Regions from separate parts of the Mus musculus genome. Here region 1 is linked to region 2. The links are chromatin loops, found by intact Hi-C in ENCODE. Cell type or tissue: left cerebral cortex. All regions are shown on one strand. Links, peaks and the distances in the headings refer to the core of each region. The heading gives the core; the rest is flanking DNA. Region 1 overlaps Samd12 (sterile alpha motif domain containing 12). Region 2 overlaps Samd12 (sterile alpha motif domain containing 12).

Region 1 (12,674 bases), core at 2,831-10,830, 73 kb before region 2:
TTTCCCTTCCCCTCCAGCCAAGGTAGGCTGGGTGGCCACATTGCTGGGGATGCACGCTCTGCCACCCACACGTGGGAAAGGACTCTAGCCAGGTGCGTCATCCAGAAGCTTGGATTGCCACTGGGTCGAGGACCCCTCGCTGTGTGTAACCAGCAGTGCCTGTAGCAGATATGCCCCTAGGATGGGGCTGCCTTTACATCTGCTTCTGTATAGTCCTGCCCAGGGGTTAGCAAAGTTCACAGAATCAGTGTAAGGCAGCCGCTTGGATTGGGAAATTCTTTCCTTTGAAGACTGCCTTCCTATTTCCTTGTATAATTTTGGACTTCGAGTTTGCCATTTTGATTGCACAGCCCTGCCTGTTTTGTACTTTCCGGTTAAGAGTTGGGTCAGGCAAATTTTGAGGGATTGGAGTTTTCCACGTCACTTTCACTTACTTTAGAGGACAGACTTTTTGTTCAGGGTAGGTCCGGGGATATGGGCGGGGGAGATGAAAGGGAGGGCATGTGTAGCAGGAGGGTTTCTGGTGTCTCATACCTCTATGATGAGATAAAGTGAAATGAGTGTAGGATTATAAAGGGAGCCTACCTTCACTTCCAGAATTATGGTTCCTGAGTGCACTTAGGGTTAGAGGGGACCTGAAGCAGGAAAAGGAAGGCGTGGTTGCCAGCGACATCAGGCTGCTTGCCAAAGGGAAATGATCCGGTTCCTTGGAGGCTACAGAGAAGAACAACCAACAGGGTTTCTTGCTTCTGCCTCACCTCTCTGCCTCAGGAGACAGCAAATGAAATAAATACCCTGGCCCTTTACTTGAAGTAGCAAGGGTCCAACTCATACACTCAACACCTGTAAACTCAGGACTGAGTCTGGGTGATCTCAGGATCAGAGCCTCTTAGCTAGATGTCTCTACTTTCAGCTTTTCCAACTGTGCCAGGAAACATGTCCACCTCCCCAACACACACCCCTCTACCCTTCTCTCAGGTAGAAAAGCATGTCGGTAGTTTGGGGGCCTCCTGCTCTCATATTCCCCAGCACCAGTGCCTAAATCTACACATATCACACTTCATATGTCTCTCACTGGAATCCGAAGCACTGGGAGACTGAGACCAAAAACTCCGATTTGCCAAGCAGTAGCATAGAACGTGCTTCATAGCATGCCCTCAAAAACTGCCTGTGGATTGCACAATAAACATTCATGGAACTCTTAAAACTGACTCCATAAGGGTGCCTGAGGCCTTCTTAGTTGTCCAAATGCCACAGATGGGAAGTTTTAAGGCCCCTCTCAGCCCTCATGTTTGAAGTCTCAAAACTACTGTTTTCTTCTCCTGCTGAGAATGGCATTGCTCTGTTAGTGCTCATTTGAGATTTAGGAAACGGTACCCAGTGTTACTACTTCAGAGTTTTGTGCCCTGAGATCATCAGGAGGCTAAATGTCCTAATCCATGTGACCATCATGTACAGAATCACAGGTCAAGATCAAATAGTGACCAGCTTATGCATCTTCACTGAGAAATAGTGAGTCGAGGAAAGAGGAATTTTATTAGAGCAACTTAAAAGAAAATATAGCATATAATAATATCTGAGCCTTTGTGTCTATATCTGGAAGAAAAAAATGGACTTGATACTGTTTTGGGAACAGTGTAGTAGAAAACAGATTTTATAGAAAGGTGCCTGGAACACAGGCTACCTATGAATGTTCCTTATTCTCTCTGCCATTCCTCCCCTATAAAAAAGGTCTACTGTTTAGCACCTGTTTTACACTTTAACTTTTTACTTATTCATGCCAGCCACACTCTCTAATTAGCAACAAATTAGAGGGTTTTTATAATGTGTAACCCTCCTTTTAAGTAAACTTGAACTTGTAAAAACGTTAATTGCAAGTAGGGCACTTACTCATTTTGCTGAATGTGTGGCTTCCTATTTAAGGTGGAAAGTGGGGTCCTTTGTTTACTGTTTTATAACTACTGTGATGCATACATACATACATATATACATATTACATTGAATTTAAGAAAATCCTATTTGTTTATTAGCCATAACCGTGGCGTTTGCTTTGTTTTTCATTTATGGGTGCCTGAACTTTTACATAACTACCTTAGGTTTTCATGTGTTATGTTTAGGTCTTGTGTTTAGCCCAGTGTGTACCCTCTGTGAATGAATGAATGAATGAATGAATGAATGAAAGATGACAATTTGCAGGGTAGAATTATGAGTGCTTTTATTTCTGTACCTGCTCCCATACACATGTGCTTTTCAACCATGGGATAGAATATCCTCTTACAGTCTGCATTGTGCTGAGGTTGTATGGTCATGCCGAATATTTTTAAAGGAAGACTCTCTAGTCATCTGCTCTCCATGCATACAGCATGAAGGCAACCCTACTCACCGATGTGATTCTGACCTTCAGAGTTAGTTGTACTATTATAGGGAGAGGGGGAAATGTAGACCAGAAATACTGATCCACTAGCAGTAATGTTATAGTTGTCTCTGTATTCTATGAGCAGTGCCTGGAACTTAGGAGACAGCAGTTGTTTCATGAATAAGCGCATGTTTCACAGAGCTAGAGAAGGATTTATCTCCATGGGGGATTTTTTTTTTTTGTTAGTTCGTTTGTTTTATTTGTTTTGTTTTAAGAGGAGTGAGCAGCCTGCTCTTAGTGTTTCTACAGCAGGGCAAACAGAATAGCTCTTCTTAGATGGCAAGAAGATGAGTTCCAATTTTCAGCACTAGAAGCCCCCCCTCCTGTCAAGCAAAGTATTTCAAGTGGAAAGCTGTGTGCTCTAAGTGACGTTTGTGATCCGAGTTGTTGTTCTTAATTGATCATATTAGTCTGTCAAATGATATCTTACAATCCATTCAGTGTTCAGAGTCTGTAGTTTTTCTGGAATGAGCCTCTTGAAAGGCTAACTAACAGCTGGCAAAGGGGAAGAGAATAGGTACTTTGTCGAAGTCATGGGATACTGGGTTTGGAGACCTAATAAATGCTGACCCTACCCACCTTGGTTTAAGAACTAAGCCCCTAGAAAGGAATAACAATATGAAATAACAATACCACCTTTATCACAAGCGATCATCTTGGGTCACCTTTCAGACTCTGAGTCATTTAGTCAGTGAGCATGTTCATACTGCTCTTTGGGTGAACTCACCCTTGTAGAGGCTCCACCCCTCATACTTACAGCCTTAAAGCAGAAAGAAATGACATCCACAACTTCCTGCGGAAGCCTGTGCCCTGTGGCTCCCAGAGGCATGCACATAAGATTACTATCCTCTGTTTTTATCCCTGCAAGAAGATGAGGAGAGAGACCAGAAGCATTTTGATGAAACCCTCTGCTCTATGCAATGGACAAGAGGCTTCTCTGCCATTGTGCTATCCCACCAAGACTTTTATAACTCCCTTTTCATTCTGTCTTATGTCTAGCCCATGTGTGCTCTCTGAATGAATGGGTGAATGAGAGTTGGATGAGTCACTGGGTGTGATTATGAGTTATTTGAATCCTATACTGAACACCATGTTGAGGAATTCCCAACACTGTCTACCTGTAGAAGCAGTGAAACCATGGGTATCTCAATCCAAATGTTCCCACTCTCTCTTGTCTGTGTCTGTTTGTCAATTCTCGCTGACTCCATGCACACCTGCCAGAACCCTGATTCCCACAGATTGAGGGGGGACGACTGAGCCCAGTCCATGGCACTCTTCCACTACATATGCCATTAATGGTCTCCTCCTCCTCCTCCTCTTCCTCCTCTTCCCTTTTTGCTTAATTTCATTTTATTTTCTAGCCCATCAGATCTGATTTACCTGCCTCATCAGCTCCTCTTGATCACTTTGTTTGGAAATAAGAACTGTGGACTGGTTACTCATCACTGAAAGTTCCTAGGGAGTGACTACATGAATAAGAAAGGAGGCCTCAAAACTGGGATAGGAAACTAGCTGTGGCAGTGGTCCTTGCCACTCCCCATAGCTCTTGCAGTCTGCTTCAAACAGGGCTTGGTCTAATCCCATGGTTGCCTTACATAGATCAGGCTTTACTCATCTCTTTCATCTTACCCTGTCTTCCTCAATCGCTTTGCTGTTCTCATAGGCCAGAATGCACAAGGGCTAGAATAGAGATAGGGAAATTCTGGAAACCTTTACCGGTAGAACTGAGTGAAGCGCTGAGTCATGGCAGCTGCTGTGGTGACATGTCATCGAGAAGCCATTGGGAGTATGAAGCCTTAAACTCCGAAGATGCTATGTCTTTTATTCATTAGGAGAAAGAGGGTCTTTAGATAGGTTTCCTATTTCTGGCAATGGATATGAGATGCTGTCCTTGTGGAAAGAACTAAGGCAGATATGGTGGCTGACGTAATAAGGAAGAGGCCTGAGCCACTCTGTTCCCATCTCCTCCTCCCCTACCTACAATTTGGTGAAAGAGAGAAACCCAATAGACAGAGTGCTGTAAGTGCTAAATAAAACTACAAGCAACGATAACGTGGGAGGTCTGAAAACAAATGGGGCATTTAGGGACAGGCTAATGGAGGAGTAGCAGCATTGAGTGAGCCTTTCATTAGGATTTATGGGTGTGGTTGTGGGTAAAGGGCATGGAACATGTATGTATAATGTGTGCTTCCAAAAGGGGTTTCTCCCAAATGCTAGTAGTCCCATTGTTTCCTATGGACAAGAAAGTTCTAGAAAGCGCATCTGAGTCTACTTTAGCATATTCCTTTTGTTAAGGGCACTGTCGTTTGCTATGTAGAACTTCAGCACTCTCTAGTCCATTTGGACCTTGCATATATATGGCTCTTTGGAAGCCATAGGAGCAAGTGAGAGAAGTTCTGCTCCTGTATATCATGCTGGTTCCTGCCTGGTTCTGAAGTGGAATGGAACAGTACCACCCTCCCTGAACTGGCTCATAAGAGAAAAAAAGGTGGCTATATTTAGTCCGGTTTTGCTAAAGTGTGGGTGCAAGAGCTGCTTGTACCGTTCCCTCCCTGCATGCAGAGAAGGATGGCACAGCTGCCAGTGACAGGGGTGGCCCGCCTCACTGCCTCCCACAGCCAACTTCCCAGATCTCTGAGGCCTGGAGGAGTAGGTTGGCACGTTGGATTTCTTTACTCCCTGCTGCTTCTGGGTTGCCTCACTGCTGGGGAAGGTATTTGTGGCATTTTGTTAAGCACAACCAAGGTCTCAAGTGATGTGTCAGATCTCTGTGGACTGTTTGATGGAGGTGGTCTTCAACTGTCCTAGGACACCGTGGGTGCTCAGGCCCTCTCTTAGATCCTTCACAACCTTCATGTCTTGTGGTTTCTTCACTGTGGGGTATAGAGTAGTAACGGTGGCTTTAAATATGCAGGTTGTATAGCTAGACAAACTGAACAGCTATCCAGAGGTGCAGAGTGTGTTTCATTGTGTTTCTGGGCAATGCATGGAACATTATCTGAGGTTCTTTTGTCCATTAATCTGATGGGGATACCAAGAGGCATGCCTTCATAGACATACTACAAGTGCTGCCATACTATCAAGGGCAAGTTTAAGACACAGGCTGGTGGTTGCTCAGTGACTGTTCATTGAATGTTAAGCTCTATGCTTAGATCATGCTCTCAACCTACTTAGGAATGTAGCTAAACCATGTGACATAGTATCTGATAGGTATCCAAGTGGAATGGTATCAACAAACTGTAATTGATACATTGAGTATAAAACATCTTCAGTTGAAAACATATCCTAACATATTCATAATCAGATGATATGTATTTACAGGACAACAAAAGATATACATGTATTGGCTTAACTTTTCCTAAGGAGATATGAAAAGATATTTATTCACCCCAGGAAGGGCACCAAAGAAATGATTCTACCTTAAATGCATTTGGTGAATCTCAAGTTTACTTGGGGTTACTTACAGGAGCTTAGGTAAGGATTTATCTAAAGGAGCAGGAACAACTTAAGGGCAGCCATACCACAGAAGAAACGTCAGAGGGGTTGGGCCTAATGAGCGGCTTCTGAATCCCTCCTGAGCCCTGTTAGCCTTTCCTTTCTTGAACAAAGGAATGCTAGTGGGCCTAATCTTATGACAGCCATGCTGGTAATCTGAAGCTGCTCTGAACTCAATATGGGAGCAGGCGTACCTGGCTAAAGGAGAGCATCGCACAAGAAGCTATTGTTCCAGGAACATATTCAGTAGAGAGTCATCTCTCACCTGAATATTGCTCTCCCAAAGTTACTTTAGAAATATCAATTTCATAAACCTTCCTGTCTGTCCATCTCCCTCTTGCCTCCCTTCCAACACTCAGATATACGACATAGAGGCAAAATAAGAGTAATTTCAGCCTTTTCAAGACAGAAGAGATGTGAATGGACTCTATGGAAATGACATTGGTCAACTGGAGGAATGGGGCCAATGTCCCAATTAAAATTAGGCAGAGTTAGGTCTCCTTGCAGAAGAACATCAGCAACAATGTTGGCATATGTGCCCAAGAGAAATATGAAAATTTTCTAAGCCTCAAGCAACACCCTTGGTGATATAGAATATCTTAAAATATTCTGGAGGAAAAATGATAGCTTTTCCAACTAGGCTGTGAAGAGTCAAGTGTGAAATGAAAGATATTGTCCTGCTGGCATAAATCTTGATGGAGAAATTATATAAGAAATAAAAGTAGGTTCTTTTTGTCCTATGAATTCACATCATATTCATAATTATAGCAAAAGTGTGTTTTAAGCGGACATAAAATAAGCTTCTTACCTTCTCTGTCCAGATAAAGTATCATTCCAATTGTGTCGGTGTTATTTTCAATAACTTGGCCTCCATTCGAAATGTATTTATAGACTCCATTCTCAATATAGATATAGATGCATATTTCTTACTCATTTCTTGTTCTGTACTTTATGGTTTCATATTAATATTTTAAAGGTTTTTAAAACTTGGATTATTTGGGTGTGAATCATCTATGGTAAAATTTTATAGTTCTCACACTTTTGGAAAACACATATTCCTGTAACCAACATTGCAATGAAGAGCTAGAACAATTCTAACACCTTGCAAAGTTCATGCATGCCTTATACTCCTATAGTCCCTGACAATACTGATCTGGATTCCGTCTCTGTGATTTTCCTCTTCTAGAATGTCACATAATGCCACATACATCTTGTTGCTATTGAAGAGTAGTACCTGAGCAATATTCTGTGCTGTGGAAATACTGACACTTATTCAGAACACGTGGAGTGTTTCTAGTCAGTGATTGTTATTAGTGAACCACTGAAAACAACTGCTTCCAGTTTGTGTGACTTACTCATTTCTCTTGTGTGAACCAGAGTAGGAGTTTTAAGTCAAATAAACTGTGTTCTTGTAGCAAGTGTTGTAGGAGCTGGGAAGATGGCTCAGGTGGAAATGTGCTTCCTGCAGAAGTGTTCGTACATGAGTTCAGATCTCTACCACTCATGCAAAACCCATGTGTGGTGGCCTGTATCTGAAAGCTCACCAGTGAAGAGGGCTGAGACAGCAGGAAGTCTGGAGTTCACTGGCCAACCAGTCTAGCTGAAATGACAAGCTCTAGGTTCAGTGAAAGACCATGTTTGGAACAAAAGGAAGGAGGACAACAAAAGACCAACCCCTGACGTCAACTTCAGTCCTCCACATGCACACACATCAGATGAGCATGGTCACAAAATAGGCACACGGGTACACGAACACATACAAGCATTCCTCTCCCCAGCACATTAAAAAAATGTTTAGCCTTGTACAGAACTGCCAACCTGTTCTCTGAGGAAGCTTTGCTTCACACAGTGCTCTTTCACAGGGATTTGCGTTCTGTGTCCCAATCATCTTCAGGAGGCCTCACACAAAGAAGAGATTCAGGATATCATGGCTCTGCTGGTTGGGTAGGATTGGAGGACAGCTGTGTGGCTATGACAAGTACACACCCCACACTTCAGTGTGGATATTGCCTAAAAAATGTCTCCAACATTAGCATTTCAAGGAGAAAGGCTCAATGTTTTTTGAGTAGGTTCTGTGAGAAGTCATGGACATCTGGACACTAGTTTTGCCACCGTTGTGTTTGGGAGAGCAGTCAGAAGAGGACATGCCAAGGTGAGCTGGATTTGGGGGAAATTTTGGCAAGTATGTGGACAAGAAAGACATGATTTGACAAGCTTTAAGATCTGAGTGCAGGGATTGGAGAGACAAAGTGGTTAAGAACACCTGCTGCTCTTGGGGATAACTGGGGTTTGGTTCCCAGCACCCACAATGAACAGCCAACAGCTATCTGTAAGTCCAGCTTTATGGGACCTGATGCTCTCTTCGAGCCTTAGACATTGCTATCACATGAATAAAACCCTATACACCTGCGCGCGCGCACACACACACACACACACACACACACACACACACAGAGTTAGTAAACAATAAAGTAAAATATCAACATTTTGCAAAAATCAAGGTTAGTTAGAAAAGGAAGAAAACAGCTCACTGTTTCTGAAAGGATTGGTCTTTCCTGCTAAGATGAGTTAGTTCTGCCTGTGGGATAGTTGACATTAACCTTGTGGCCTAAGGGAAGGTTTGCTCTTTTTACAGTGGATAAATGTTGAGGAAGAAGCTTGTATTTTGCAAGGAGAATTGAGTCTCTTATCAACTGTTCATTTATGCAGTAAGAGCAGTATTTGGTTTGCCTGCAAAATCACGGTATTCTCAGCTAGGAAGTGGGTCTGGCAGTAGATTTGCATCTGAATTTAGCCACAGCCATGGGCCATTGCACTTTTTTTTTTTTTTTTTTAGTTAGGGTTACTATTGTGATAAAACACCTTAGTGAAAAGGCAATTTGGGGAAGAAAGGGTTTATTTCACTCAAATTTCCACATTCCAGTTTATCACCAAAGGCACTGAGGGCAGGAACTTAAGCAGAACAAGAACATGGAGTCAGGGGCTGAAGCAGAGGCCATGGAGAGTGCTGCTTACTGGCTTTATCCCCATTGCTTTCTCTTAGCACCAAGGCTACCATCTCAAGATTGACCCTATCCCCATCAGTCATTAATTCATACAATGCCCTACAGGCTTGCCTATAGCCTGGTCTTATGGAGCCGTTTTCTCTAGTGAGGTTCTTTCCTCTTTGATGATTCTACCTTGTGTCAAGTTGAATGAGTAGCCATCACAACTGAACCTTTGTCAACTTGACATGTAAACACATTGCTTTTCACTCAGAACCTTTCCTTCCTCATTTATCCCCAAGACAGCATGTTAATACTAACTTCACAATATAAAACATACAACTTTAAAAGTTTCACCAACCGTGTAAACAACGCAATATCCAATGTCTGTGATACATTCGAGATCTTCTGAGCTCTTCCCAAGGGCTTGGGTCACTTGCCTGGCTCCACCCTCTGCAGCACACACTGCCTAACTTCCAGGCTCCTGCTGGCTCTCTTTCACCACTGCGGCTATTCTTCGTGGTCATCTCATGGTATTGATGACTCCAAACTGCTTGGTTCTCTTGCTGCAACTGGGCTGCACTTTCACAAATAGTCTTTCCTGGACGCTTATATGTGATCCCCATACACACCCCATCTGAGCACTGAGGGAAATTGGATTCATAATAAAACACTTTTATAAATCTACACAACTTCTCAGCCAGTGTGGGCTTTGTGGGAATATTTGCCAGATTTAAAGGTCATTGCATTTTCCTAACATTGTGTTGTTTTTATTTTGGCATGTTCCAATTTGGTAATTTGAATTTTGTTTACTAGTTGTCTTTTAGAAACCTTAGTGATTTATGATGGACAGTATAAAAATAAGATATTAATTGTGCTCTTTCTTACAGACATTTCTTCTAAGTTGTTGGAGTAAGTCTCTAATTTTTGTGAGCCTAGATCGATCACTATGCATTTGTATCTGTTCATATAGAACACTGCGTCTTGGCTTTTATTGCCATGGTTTGCCCATCCTGGTATCCAAATTCATCCAGCCTGTAATTACTGATAATTGGTATTTTTCTTTGATAATGGATACTTACGTGCCTTCTATATGTTGTACCTCATTAATGGCACCCAGTGGTATAGACAGTTCTAGGGTCATTGAGACTTTCCCTCCTGGTTATTAATCAGTTCAATCAAGGATTCATGCTCTAGCCATGTGTAGTGGTCCATGCCTTTAATCCCAGAACTTGGGAGACAGAGGCATGTGGATCTCTGTGAATTTGAGGCCAGCTGGTTTACATAGTGAATTCCAGGACAACCAGAACTACATAGTGGGACCTTGTCTCAAACAAACAAACAAACAAACAACAAGATTCATGTTTTAAATATAAAAAGGAGGCCGTGAGAGCAAACTGCACACTTTCTTTGTATCAGAGCAAGTGACTAAAGGTCACTGTATGTTTTGTTATGTAACTACAATTGAAAGGTTAGTCCTAATGTAGACAGGCAAAAGTCAAAAATGAAAACATAGAAGATGTGGTGGTTTAAACGAGAAACACCCCTCATAGTCTCAGCATTGGAACATTTGGTCTCCAGTTGGTGTTGCTCTTTGGAGAGGTTTAGGGGTTGCAGTCTTGCTGGAGGAAGTATGTCATTGGGTTTGGAAAATCATGAAGTTGGTCTGCAATAGCTTCCTTGAGAGGCATGAATCATAGATTTTTTTCAAGTTAGAGTCTGTGGCTCCCAGGTCAATGTGAGCCTTTCAGTTTCTGGGAAACCACAGTACTCCCTCAGGCAGTGAAGTGTTCAGGTCCCCCTTCTTTCCTCTGTGTCCCTTTGAGGTCAATGAATCATATAGAAATTTGACAGGGCAGTTAGTCTTAGGCATTGATCTTGTGTACCTTGTATAGCTTGCAAACGTCATTTTATCCTGGAAGCTATCATTATACCCTGTTTCTGATAAGTGTATAAAAAGTCTGATTGCTTGGCATAAATTTGTCTCCACCTCAGTCTTGCTGAGACCCCCTCCAGCCCATGTCTGCTTACGATTCGTCTCTCACTGATCATATCAGGAGACCTTGGCTTGCACTGGCATTTAGAATGATGAACTTGTTTTGAGGTTAAATAAACACACCACTTCCAGTTGGCTCCCCCTGCTTCATGCTTATGGTAAAGGGTGAGAGCTCTCAGTTTCCTGTTATGGCTGCTATGTCTTCCACTTCCCCACTTTGATGGACCCTTATTCCTCTAGAACTGTAAGCCCAAATAACTAACTGTCTTTTTCAATAAATTGACTTGGTCTTGGTATTTTATCAGAGCTACAGAATAATACATAAGGTAATAATAAGATAATAGTCATGGGGTGGGGGAAAGGACAGGAAGGACAGGTGTTAGAAATGTTTTCTAGGGGGTAAAAGATCCTGGATTTGGGATTATTTAATTGTAAGGAAGAGCAGATATATAATTAATCCTAACTGGTCAGGGGCTCTCCACTGACAACACAATGGAGTCCAAGTTCTTCGACTTCAGGGCCCTCTAAAATGGCTGTGTCTTCTTTCCAGGACTACATCCTACTGCTAAGAAATGTATTCCTCTTCCTAGGATCACAACAGATCTTAAGTTTCTTCTGTCTGCTCATATCTCTTCCCTGTCAAATGCTTTTACCCATATGTTCACACATTGCCTTTTTCACATTTTTCTCGGTACACATTTAAGGCAGTATGTGGGCCAAAGCAGTAGATGCTGGTGTGAGAACCATGTGACTGCAGCATTTCAGAGGGTCAAGGAGAATTTTCAAGAGGCAAGAAGAAGTAGCCATGGGAGTCCTCTACCATGTCCAATGTCAATCACTCATGATGTATAGAGTCAACCAGTAAGTGTGTTATAGGGCCTGCCCACTCACTGGCTTTGCCAATGCACAAAAAAGATTTGAAATCAAATAGAGAAGCAAGTCTGCATCATGATAGTTCAGAATATTGATAGGCATCAAAGGAAGAAACTACTCTATTCAGTGCAGATGTCTGTTCCCATATGTGTTCATGTATGTGCAAAGACAAACTTTAAATCTTATTCAGGAGTCATCTACCTTGTATTTTGAGATGAGTTCTCTAATTGGCCTAGAGCTTGCCCATTAAGCTAGACGGACTAGGCAGCAAACCCTCGGGGGTTACGCTGACTCTGCCTCTCCAGGGTGTCCAGCCACACCGCTTACCACGATGCCCGGCTGTTTTTCTTAAATTAATGTATTCGAGGGATCAAATCAAGGGCCTTATGTTTGCATGGCCAGCACTTGGCTGACTGGGGAATAGTCTCATGCAAGGAGAACTCTTCTTAGTGCATTTGGATGGCAATGGGAAGAAGATTGTATGCATGTAGAAAGAGGGATTAGTTATAGTGAACAAGATCAACGTCACAGGGATCACACACATAGACAAAGAAGACAGGAGACTGTGCCTGGACTTGAAACAAGATGAAATGAAGGGTTTGGTTTTCGTAGGAAATACTTGAAAGTGTTTACTACGACCCTATGACTTAATGAAGTGGTAATATTTGAAGATGAGAGATAGAGAGAAAGAGACAGAGACAGAGACAGAGAGACACACACAGAGAGAGAGAGACACAGAGAGAGAGGGAGAGAGAATTAAAAAGGAAAGCCACTGTTAATTTTGGAAGGATGGATGGGGTTAGATAAAGAATATTGTAATTGGAAAATGAATTCACAGCTACTAAACAGTAAATCTGAGTGGTATGATATGCATTGATCTAAATGTCATATATAAACTCACTCATCTTCA
Region 2 (12,674 bases), core at 2,089-10,088:
TGACCTTTGTTCTAGCTCTGGCATTCGATTTCTGAATCTTAGCTATGTGAGATCAGTTTATGATGCCATTTTAGTCTCAGATTTTAAGCTTAGTGTTTTCAGATCAAAGTGTATTTACTTCAAATCAACAAAGGTCACCTAGTTGGTTTCAAATTGTGTTAAACAGATACACTAGATTTGCTATTTGTGTACCTAGTTTGAACATGCTTGCTTTGTGTGCTTTCTCAGTAGTTATGGCACATGCTGAGCTTCCTATATGAGTTGGCTAACATACACATAAAGCGGAGAGGATGTAATGAGAGCAGGCATGTGTAGAACAGATATCATAAGTCAAGTGCTGTTTCCACCACATGTTACATATGCTATCATGCCTGATTCTGGCAGCATTGCATGTTAGATAAGCTGAAGTCCATCTTTCTCCAATCACGTGAAACACTGGATAAAACATGAAGCCTGATCTTAACAAATGCATGTCACACCTTTCGAGGAAGTGAGCAAATCGTCAGGTGCTAGAAACACAAGCAACACTGAAACGAGGAAGGGGAGTGAGTGTGCAAGGGGACCTGAGCATGTCCTGGACTGTGGTTGGGCACATGGATTTCATGGTCCACTGGTCCTTAGAAGTGGACCTGTAAAACCAAGACCCTTTGACAGCCCTGTTCTTTGAAAAAGAATGGATTCCAAAATGTCTACCCAGTAGTTCAGGTAAGAAAAAAGTAAATTATTGGATCTGGATTCTAGATGTGGAAAACCAAATTAGAATACCCTAAATTCAAGTGCTTACCCTCTGGCCATGAGTTTGTGATCTATGTGTTTTTCATGTGGCCCAAAAAGTACATCTCTAGAGATAAACATACTAGAAATCACCCATATTGGTCATTGTGTCCTAAAGTGTCATGATAAAAGTCACATTACTAAGTAGTTACTTGACACAATTCTTAAGGATCCAGTGTAACCATTCACTGATTTCACACTGCAGTGAGACAAGGGTTTCTACAAGGGGTCTGGGTGTGTAATAAGCACACTGCTTTGTTCCCCTGGGCAGGAGTATAATGATAAAGGCACAGCAATGCCAGAAACTACCTTACATCTCGCCAGTGCCAGCAGTCATGAAATAGGAACCGGAAGATTTATGATGCGTTGGTTTGAAGTGTAGAATAGATCTCTTAAATAATCTCAAGTTATGATAGTAATACTTTTGAATGCTGGTGTGGTTGTCACCTTTGGCTTCAGAATCCAGCCACTGGTTCCATTCATTAACAAAAGGCTTTGTGTGTGGTGTCTCTGACAGCACAGAAGATGAGCCTCTTGTTGAATATCAATAATACAAAGTGCACTAGAAAAACATCCAACTGGCTTCACTGTGCAGGGCTGGAGGAGTTGGGGGAGGAATATTGCTTGCTGTCTTAGGGAAATGAGTTTAGTTTGTTTTCTCTGGCACCCACTCAAGAAGGAAGAAAAATATCAGGAACAAACTGTGATACTTGGGTAGGAGTGTTTTCGTTGTTTTATTAGTGGTTTAAACAAAACAAAGCATGCAAATCAAGCGTCAAGATAAACAACATCAGGACCCTGAAGAAGCTTACATGGAAACTCATTTATAATTGATTGGTTTGGTGAAGGACCCTCTGTCTTGATTTGCTTTCTTCTCACACTGTGTTAACAAATAACACATGAATGTGCTTCTTGGTGGTTGTTGAACTATCGTTTTTTTTTCCTCAACTTCTCTCCAAATCTCTCCTAAGTTATCTTGAGGTATAAATTTCTCTCCCTAAAATGGACAGTCATAAAAGAGTAAGGTCTGTTAGGACTTTTCCGAGACATAGCATGATAGGATACCACAGTATAGATCTTTCTGTCTATATACAGCAATACACAATACGTGGTCTCAGAGACTGGCAAGTATTAGTGCGGTAGAATAGACTCACTGGCTCAAACAAGAGAGGATATTCGGTTAGTAGTCACGAGACAAAATTCTTCCTTTAGGAAACTTGTCTTTACATCTACCTTTCAGCTATTTAGGAAGTATCTACTCACTTTATGGAGAACAAAAGCAAAAACAAACCCTGTTTTAATAAGTGTGAATATTAAAAACAAAACAACCAATAAATAAACATAAAACAAAAAACATCTTTTTTTTAGGTATTGTTTTAAATTGGATATTTTCTTTATTTACATTTCAAATATTTTCCCCTTTCCAGGTCTCCCCTTCAGAAACTCCCTATCCCATTTGCCTCCCCCTGCTTCTATGAGGGTGCTGCCCCACCCACCCACCCACTTCCGACTTCCCGCCCTGACATTCTCCTATACTAGGGGCAGCAAACCCCCTCAGGCCCAAGGGCAGTTCTTCTCACTGATGTCCAATAAGCCCACCCTCTGCTACATATGAGGCCAGAGCCATGGGTTGCTCCGTTTGTTCTCTTTGGTTGGTGGTTCAGTCCCAGGAGCTCCATGGAGTCTTGCCGGTTGGCACTGTTGCTCCCCCTCATGGGGCTGCAAACCCCCTCAGCTCCTTCAGTCCCTTCTCCAACTCCTCCATCTGGGACACCGCGCTCAGTCCAATGGTTGGCTGCAAGCATCTGCCTCTGTATTTGTCAGGCTGTGGCAGAGCCTTTCAGGAGACAGCCGTATCAAGCTCCGGTCAGCAAGTACTTCCCAGCATCCACAATAGTGTCCAGGTTTAGTGACTGTATATGGGGTGGATCCTCAGGTGGGGCAGTCTCTGTGTGGCCTTTCCTTCAGTCTCTCTGCTCCACACCTTGTCTCCGTATTTCCTCCTGTGAGTAGTTTGTTCCCCCTTCTGAGAAGCACGGAAGCTTCTGCACTTTGCTCTTCCTTCGTCTTGGGCTTCATATGGTCTGTGAATTGAATCTTGGCTATTCCTTTTTTATAGGAATAATTTGACTAGTTTGTGAACCGATAATTGGCTATCATACTCTAGGCAAGGTGTTGCATTTAGATGAGTGGTTCTCAAGCTTCCTCAGGCTCTGACCCTTTAATACAGGTCTGCATTGTAGTGACCCCAAACTCTTAACATTATTTTGTTGCTAATTCATAACTGTAATTTTACTACTGTTGTGGATCTTCATATAAACATCTGATATGCAGGATATATAACATGCGATGTCTGTGAAAGGGTAATTCCAAAGGGGTCGAGACCCACAGGTTGAGAACCACTGAACTAGCTCATCATCTGTGTATGGATACATTGGGCTTTGTTTTTCATCATAAAACTACTGCAACCACAGTGCACGTTATTTGGAAGCTGAGAAGGAGAAAGGATGATGTGTCTGTTAACCCAGCCGAGACTTTGATTTTCCTCCAGACATTTTAATAAGGGTGTATATCTTAAAGTATTCTGAAAATACTTCTGATAATGTTTTTTGATGTTTGGAAGTTCCTATATCTTTCTGATGTTTTCCCCAGTTGTCAGAGAAAATGTATAAAAATGGGAGCTCGAGGCTCTGCATGTTTTTCTAATGTTCTACTCTCATTAATTTCATCAGTAGAGAAGAATAAAGGCCCCTCATGGGCTGTGAAATCCTATATGTCACAGAAAGCCTGCTCTAGTGGATTTTGCAGCTTCAATATTTTATAATTATGGATTTTTTTTTCAAGTGAGTTGCTTATACTACTTCAGAACTGTATGCTGAACACGGGAGGTGGCACACAGTTGAACAATGTTTGATGTAAGGAAAGAATATTTGGGCATACATTTGAAGAAATATAGTTAACCCACCAAACAATGGCATCCTGGTTATTCTTGCCTAGGACAAGGAGAAAAATAACATAGGTGATAATTTTAAAGAAAACCAGTAAGAAAGGGGGGATTTTTAGATTGATAGAGAAAGATACTAGAAGTGACCCAAATGTGGGCAATATCCTATGTTAATGTCAGCCATCCTCAGTGTGCTCACAAGCTCCCCTCTACGAAGTGCACAAAGACCACAGTCTGTAAGCAAAGAGTGGAATAGTCCACTGGCTATTAATATGTGCTCAGCCTATATTGTGTATAACCATGTGCAGAGTACTGGGTTAGGCATGAGAATGTTTGTGTGAATGTGGTGGGTTTGGTCCTTGGTAGTTTATAGTCCGCAGGGCACCGGAAGTATAAGTGATTAAATAGGAGCTGCATCAAATCTGCTATAACCGTTGTCTTTGGACCCATACTTGTTCAGATAACAGATACATTAAAACCGACTCTGTCTTAGGGGCACCGGGAGAAGCCTCACTGACACTTTGGTCTATAAATTGGGACAGGGATGCCTGGCATGGAGAACAGGGGACCTGGTGCCAAGGGTTCAGCTGATTCTTTCTTTTGTTTTTTAAGGGAGCATCCAGGGGTGATGCTGTTTCTCAGCTGTCTCTGGTTCCAGGTGGGAAGCTTGAGCAATCCTTCCGTTCTGGAAGGTCTGCCGTGACACCTCCTGTAGTTCTTTATTCTGGAGAGAGTCTCAAGCAGAAGTCGTTCACAGCCTAGAGACATTCTTTTGCAATGTGCCTTTTGTCACCTGTGTCATGTCTTTGTTCTACAAAAGAGTAAAGGAGAAAGATGGTTTTCGATGATCATGGATGAGGAACAGTTTTGTATCTGTAATTAAGCAGCTGCGTTTGGTTTTGTGTTTGCTGGGAGCCTCCTGCAAAGCAAACCGATGTGGCCTTCTGTTGTGCTCCCAGGTGCCAAGAGCTAGCTGGACTAATTCCCACTGAGTCTGTGTAGTGTGTTCTTTCTGTCCCTCCCCAAACTGCAGATCTTCAGGGTTGACATCATCACCTTGAATAATCACGTTTCCCAAGCACTGCAAGCAATCTGCCTGGATGAACGGATGGGACTTGAGGAGGTGCAGAGGGCCCTACCAGGGGGTTCAACACTGTAATTTTAACTCTCTGTTTAAAAATAAATCCTCTGTAGGAATGTTTTGTGGTAATTAAGAGAGATAACACATTCAAACTGAAATATCTTACAGGGCTAATTCTTTGTTCCTTATCCCCCATCCTTCTGAAAGGAGGTTGGCTCATCTATTCGCTTGACAGAAGGCAGGATTCAGGTTTGCTTTCACCCCAGTGAGCCTCATCTGGACTCCCTGGGAACTGGCAGGGATTCTATGGAGTAAGTCTCGATGCTAGGAATATTGGATTTGGTGTTATTTCTGAGAGAAAACAGTCTTCAGAGATCCTTTCCAGGCCAGGCCTGGAACTTACAGAAACCTCCCCTTGACAGTTTGGTGTTGCTAATCATTGATCAGGTTTCACCTTAGTGTCTGTCCAGATCAGTCAGCTTGCTGTGTTCTCTGGTGACACTCTAACCTTCTCTCTCATGATACTTGGGGGACAGTTGATTTTTAGCTCGTTTATGCACCAAGAGCTGTGTGGAGAGTCTTTGTCTTGGAGCCCAACTACTCATGAGCATTCTGGTGAATGAAAGCTTTGAGGTCATGCACAATCTTACTAGCTGTGTGACTTGCAGTAAGTGAACTCGGTTGCCAGCGATAGAACTACAGATTGCACTATAGATAGAACTACAGTATACACTTGTAGTCTAGTAGTTTAAAGGTATAAATGTTCCATATTGATGAAATTGGAAGGCATTACTGATACTTATATGCCACCATTTAATTAATTTGCAGTAGGTTTGTTTTGGTTTTTGCTCATTTTTTTATTTGATGTTATTATTATTGCTGTTATTATTGTTATTGTTATTATTATTATTGTTGCTGTTGTTGTTGTTCCTTTCCTGGGAGCATCAGAAAACACTCAAGTATGGTATTTTCCTTCTTTTCCTCTATTTCAAACAAAGAATGTGAGGCTTAGAGAAAATAATAGTTACCATAATTCAGGAGTTCTAACTATACCTGGGTGGGATTCAGATCTCCTCGCCTACTTATTTTAAAACATATGTACATGTAACATTCTGTTCATTTATGTGAATATATACATTTATCCATACACACAAATATAATCCTATAGATTTGTGTCTCTTCCCAGGCATAATGATTTATCTTCTTATAGCTGAGGCTGGCCCATCTGCTTTATATCACTTGTCCTACATGGTTCTGTTGCAGCTAGCATAAAACCACTGAGCACCAGTGCCTGCATCCATCAGTTTGGCTTTGATTCTATTCTAGCTGCTGCCTCACCTTTTCTATCTCGGTTCTTCCTTTCTTCTTACCACTGTACATGAAATCTTACACCACAGTGAAATTGAATGTTCTCCATGAGTCACACTTCCTCTTTTTTCCCTACATTGCTTTCAAAATTAGCAGAGAAGCAGACTCTATAGAGTCAGAGAATGTGTTGAGAAAGACTAGATTTCTTTGAGTTGTTCGAAAACAGGAGGAAGCAAATGATTCTGGAAGTAGCCTGTGTGAGTGCTTGGGACCATCTCTGTATCACGCTGTTCTTTTTCCTTTGTTTCTCCGTAATATGCAGCGAGTACCTTATTCTCAGTTTGAGCCTTCAGGACATAACCTTGGGTGAAATACCAGGGAACCTCCTTACCCTCTTTGACGTTGAGTCTTCATCATTTCAACAATTATGTGCCTACAGTATCCAAACTCTAGTAACCCCTTGCCATTTGCCTGTGGCTCTTACTGCAGAAGCAGATCCCTTTGTGTGCTGCACCACACTCTCAAAGTACAGCTCTTGGCCTGGCAATCTGCTCTTTAGCACCTTTTCTTAATAAAGAGTGAACAAAGGACAGGAGTCCTTTTTGTTTCTGAGTTCTCTGACGTTATGCATCTGCAATTTTTAACCAGTCTCTTGTCAGATATATCTCTAAAACCATAAGGTCATTAAAATTTTATACCTTAGTTTTATAGCATATTACAAAAAATGAAAGATAACCTGTTTGTCTCCCCTACCCATCTAGCATATAAATGATTATTAAATATGTATAGCACTTAGTGAATATGTACCTGGCAAAGGTGGCGATGAATATTCACATTTGGAAAACTGATAAACTGACCTGGGCCATTGAGGGCTTTGGTCTGGGGACAGTAAAGAAAGCAGGTTGGAATGGATGGTGAAAGATGTAGGAAACTAGAGCTAAGTTCTTAAACACTGTGCTATATGCAGGAGCCCTAAGTGGGTTTCTTAATAGGGGAATTATAAGAAAAAGGTGATAGTTGTGGAAGGTTCATTTAGTTCCAGTGGCTTGGCATGGGGAAGAGAAGATAATGGCATGAAAGGTGAATAGGAAGACTATCCTAGAAATTCCCCATTTCTGGCAGAAGGAATGAAGACAGAAATAGGAACAGAACATGATATGAAGGAACACACTTTATTGCTGATCACTGTACACCAGGGTCTCTGAGCTTTCCTCGGTGAACTGTAGTAGGATTTAAAATCCAGTTTAACAAGAAAGGTGGTATTTTGTTTGATTACATCACATGAAATGAAGGAAAGCCTTATAAAGGGAAATAATCTACTTTTTGATAGCTCCAAATGATGGTGGCACATTGGTGGAGATAAGTCATAGGAAAGTTGTAGCCAATGGCGTAGGACTGGCATCATGCACGAGGAACGGTGGTCGCAGGGCTGAATGCCTAGACTCTGGGGAACATCGAATGTGAGATGAAAGTCTACAGGGCTGGAGGATGGAATGAGCCTTTCAAGGGTCTGTGTCTCTTGACATTAAATAGAATATTTGTAATTAATGTTGTAGATTAGCATTCAAATTAGTGTGTCTCATCACGGCATTGTCATATATTTGTATCATTGTGGTTTATTCCAATCGTGTAGGTCACAAAACTAGAAAGTTGTCATTAGAAGGGAGGAGAGAAAAAGATGAGAGGGTAGTAAAATGCACTTGAGGGGTTTCAGGAAAAAAAAACTATAAAGGGATCTGGGGGGAAGAAAAGTAGGCTCTTAGTTTTTGTTTTTGTTTTTAATGCACAGATACCTGTAGCCTTATCTGTAGGTTAGACATAACCTTGTATGAAAGACAAGAAGAAGAAGAAGGAAGGCAGAAAGAAAATGTAAGCAACCTGGGGAAGTCCAGGGTGTTTGTTTATGCAATGTAGAGGAGCACTTTGTCCTTCAAAGGCAAATTGATTCTCCTATCAGAAATAAATGTATTTATTAAATGGTGTTTGCAGACAGCCTATCATTACCTAAATGTGTATGAGCTTGGAAATTAACTTTCACTTGTATCTAGTTATAAGTAATATCATAGAAGCAAACAGCCATCAAATTATCTGTCCTTATTCTCTAGTTTCCTAGTTCTGGAAGACATGACAAGTCTCTTATTTTTCCCTGTAGCGATGTTATAGGATGAAAGCAGAAACTTATCCTCGCTCCACGTGCTCTTCGAGTCATAGTCTCTTAGAAACCAGACATTCAAGTCTGTATTTAAGATTGCTTTCTCCTTTTTAAATTATTTTTCTCCTCCCTTAACTCTTCCCAAATCTTCCAAATCTCCCTGCCAAGTCCACCTCACATTCTCATTCTTTCATTCTATCCTTCATCTCTCTTTCTCAAAACAAACAAGCACACACATGAACCAAACCAATGAAACAAAAAACAATCAATAAGATAAGCAATATCAAAACAAAATGAAACAAATCTCCCTACTCCCACAAATGATCATGGGTATATTTTGTATTGGGAAACTACTCCTGGCATGGGGTTGGCCCTGGTGTGTTACTGACATAGTCAGTGACACTCTGTTGGAGAAAAATGGATATATTTCTCTCGCTGGCTGCTATTAACTGCAAATAGCTTCTTGATTAAAGGTTTATGTTTAGTTAAAGGCCTATGTTTAGTTGCCCCGCTCAGTGCTGGAGCCCATCTGGCTTGAACCTGTGCAGTTCATGTGCATGCTGCTACAGTCTCTGTGGGTTCATCTGTGCATCAGTCTTGATGTATCTGGAAGGCACTATTTCCTTGGAACATCACCTCTGGCTCTTGCAATCTTTTTTGCCTACTTTTCCGTATAGATCTCTGAGCTTTAAGGTGAGGTTTTTCAGGAAAACATCCCATTTAGGACCAAGTATTCCAGAGTCTATCACTCTCTAAGACTGTATTCTTTGTTTAGAACAATATTTTAAGTGTCTTATGTTTGTGGCACTGTATGTATTCAGACATGTCCCTAAACCATTCATAATGTGATTTAATTTCTTTTTAGAAAACAAAGCATGACAGTGAATGGGAAGATATGTGCTTGTTTTCCCTTGGAGAATGAAAACATCCAATCATCCTTAACCATTGCAGAGTATATTCTGGGCACTCTTGTCTTGTTATTTGAATTTCCTATCCTCATGTTACCTAACACTTACTTATTCTCCACACAGCCCAGATACCTATTTCTACCCGGTCAAGGAGTTCTTCCATCCTTGCACAGAAGTACAATGGACAGCCCTTTTCAGAGAATACCCTGGAAGACCTCCTGTTGAGTTCAGCTTTCTTTGGTGTGTTTACAGTGAAATATTCTGCAGTCCTCTCAAAGAACAAAGAATACCCAGAATTCCCTGGAGTTAACTAATTTATCACCCTGATGAATTAGTACGTGTATTTCGCTTGCCATTTAATAAAATGATTGTGCACTTCATCATGGGCAAATTAGTATTTTTAATAGATGGAGTTTGTCCATATGGAATTTAAACTGACTGTCTGACAGGCGCAAATGCAGTCTAGTTCTCAAATGCCAAATCCTGCTTTGTTCTGCTGCCTGTTTTGTAAATAAAGTTTCTTGGACACCTAGCTATACATATTCATTTACATCCTGTCAAATGATCTTTCCACTACGATGGTAGATTTGAGTAGCTTTGACAGAGATTGCATTTCCAACAAAGCTCCAGACAGTCACAGTGTTGTTTCCTTTAAAAGTCTTGAATATAAGTATTCCAGGACCCAAAGACTTGGCCAAGATCTCATGGACAGACACTTCAGACTGACCACAAAGCCCTATACAATATTTGTACCTTCAACGGAGAAGATGAGGTATAAGTCCATAAAGACATATTGAACTCTCTTCTCCTCTTTTTATAGAGTACATGGCCAGAGGCTGAAACTCAAAGGTCTATGCTCATCAGCAAGGTGGGCTGAATAACAGTGCACTTCCTGGATCTATTGATGTAGCACACATACAGTCTCTAGATGCACTCCTACAAGGGGTTTTCCAGGCTTGGCTTCATTCTCATGAAAGGTGGGTGTAGGTTTATGCATTTCTGCCAGCAGAGATGAAAGGAAACCTTGTTATCTCCCTGTATTAATTCAATGTCTCAAAAATACACCTCCCCCGCACACCCCATTTGTTATACCCAGGTCACAACCTGGGGCATGTCATTGACCCACCAGGGTTCTGTGACTCTGCAGAGGGTTGTTTTCTATCAAAGGAAATAAAAGGAAATGCAGCCAAAAAACTTAATGTTCCCAGCTCTGTTCTCTCCTTTGTTTGACCTCATCATTTAGTTTTTAGCTTATCTTTGCATCTATCTCAGCTTGATATAAAACTTTTCAAGGGCAAAGGCCTGGAGCATTCACAGACACATTTTATAGGGCCCACTATTTTGCTGGACATTTAAGGAGCAGAAAGATTCCTTTATGCAACACCTATAACAGCAACCATAGTTTATAATGTTCCTGGGGTATATTGGAATTCTCTGACAGACAGTGTCCAAGATTCTTAAATTCCTAACTTCCTTATAAAAAATGGGATTTAAAAAAATTTTTCTCAAAGAACACACATAGTTGTGCACACACACACACACACACACACACACACACACACACACACTGAGTTTTGTGCAATTCCTGCTTGCTGGCTAGATCAGGTTCCTCTGCATTAAGATAATGGATGGAAATGCAAACGAGGCTTTCATCATTACAGATGACCTTGATCTGCAGAAGAAAAATAACCATAAAGTGCTCACCAACTTTAGTGTTTTATTATAATTAAAAACTACTAATGACAGACCTCATCACTGGTCACAGTACACTGGGGACCTGTAGTATGGTGGTTCAGAATAACAACACAGGAAGAATTTGGGGTCACCTTCAGGTGATGGGAGAGATGTGTAAAATGAATAATGATTCGGGTAGCATAGGTTGAGTACTTCTGAAATAGAACCAGCATCTGGGTCAACCAAAAAGGCATAACATCCCATAAACATTGGATGCTTTTATTTGTTGACCTGTGTTATCTATTATGTCTCTGCTCATAAGAAGCAGAAAAGTCCTACTGCGAGCCTAAAAAAATGTAGAACTTATTTTAAGGATTTGGTAGCCTGTCACAGTCATTATTCTATGAATCTAGAGTCTGGCATACCATAAAAATTTAATGAATAAATGAATGATGCTCAAAATAATGTCAAAAGCCTAATTATATTTGGTCTCCAGCTTTTTCTTCTTCTTCTGTTCATCCTTGTCTCCATTTTTTATTTTCTTCCTTGAAGTGGGTTTCTGTTTCCCAGTCCATTAAACAATAACTGAATACCCATAGCTCTTAAGTTATCTGGTCTAGTTTTAGCTTTGTTATGTGACTTGACCGCCTCATCCTTATTTTGGAGAGAGATAATCTGATCCACCTAGTCTGACTGACTGACTAGTCCAGCCGTAGGAAATCACCTACAGGTGTCTATCACCCAGCTTCTAGGATCCTATGGGTCTATGCTTGAAGTATGGGTAGAACATTTCCAGTTTAAAGAGATTATTATAACACAATACCCCAAAGTCTCCACTGTGGCTATCATTACGTAGAAGAGATGAGTAAATACCAAAAGTGATCTCTCAGTATATAGTATAGTATTTGCTGAATATAGGTGGCTGAAGCTGGGACCAGAATGTTCAACTTCTGATCTTGAATAGAAGTCAACCCTATTTTTCCTGTATAGTTATTGCCATTCAAGCTCTGTGGCAGACAAGAGGACTTAGAACTGTCATGTGAGAACATGCCAATTTGAGACATCCTTATTTTTGTGATACCAGCTAGTTGATGCTGAATAATAATGGAGTTCTATTCTTGGACTTGTGATTTCATCTCTGAGAAAATGCAGAGAAGATCTTGGCAGGTGTTTCTATATATGATTGGCAATGCCAAGGCAGCTCACACTGTTAAAGGAATGCAGCTGATTTGAGTGACATTTCTGGGCTGTTTGTACTGAGTATAATAATGATTTAATGTGGAATGTATCATGCATTACTCTTGAGAGGGTGGACATAGTGGTGGGAAAGTGTCAGTAGGCTTATAAGCTTTGCTCAACCACTTCCCACCTCAGCAATATGGAGCAAGTCCCTTCACTTTGCTGGGTTTTGACCTTGTCACTTACAAAACAGAGATAATGACATTTGAGTTGAGATAAAGAGAATATAGATATCTTACTCAGGGCCATATAAAAATAAATATTATATGGGCACCAGCTTAATATATTAAAATGAAGCATTAAGTTTCTGTAGGAGAAAAGCTTTTTAATTATCATAGAATTAATAATAGCTTCATTTCCAAAGTCACTCAAACACAGTTAAACATAGATGAATGACAACATGGGAGAAAAAATATGTAATCTAAATAGCAAGCATTTAACTTATTTATTATTTATGAGATGTTGAACAAATAAGTAGTAATAATAAACTTCTGAAACAAACCAATGTACAGATGAATAGAATAAAGGAATAGACAGTTCAGAGAAGAAATTTTATGTGATAATAAGTCAATACACTTAACTTCATTGGTAAAT

Evidence for each region. A loop is a pair of places that touch in the nucleus more often than their neighbours do. Peaks named below come from ENCODE experiments on the same cell type or tissue, not always from the same donor. Only the 100,000 strongest peaks of a DNase experiment are listed, where the experiment ranks them.
Region 1: a loop joins it to region 2, with 2.5 times the contacts of the local background. A loop is called at or near these places in 2 of 42 quality-filtered maps.

Annotation. Positions count from the first base shown.
Region 1 is chr15:53,889,375-53,902,048 of GRCm38, reverse strand. The region is part of intron 1 of Samd12 (sterile alpha motif domain containing 12); the gene reads left to right. Among named protein-coding and RNA genes, the nearest start is that of Samd12, 6.7 kb to the left of the region's middle. In left cerebral cortex, for the core only: no CTCF peak of the experiment used is centred there; DNase peaks (open chromatin) are centred at 6,534, 7,102, 7,275, 7,828 and 5 more places; H3K27ac peaks cover 4,841 bases.
Region 2 is chr15:53,815,667-53,828,340 of GRCm38, reverse strand. All of the region lies in intron 2 of Samd12 (sterile alpha motif domain containing 12), which reads left to right. Among named protein-coding and RNA genes, the nearest start is that of Samd12, 80 kb to the left of the region's middle. In left cerebral cortex, for the core only: no CTCF peak of the experiment used is centred there; DNase peaks (open chromatin) are centred at 2,505, 4,733, 5,028 and 6,196; H3K27ac peaks cover 1,078 bases.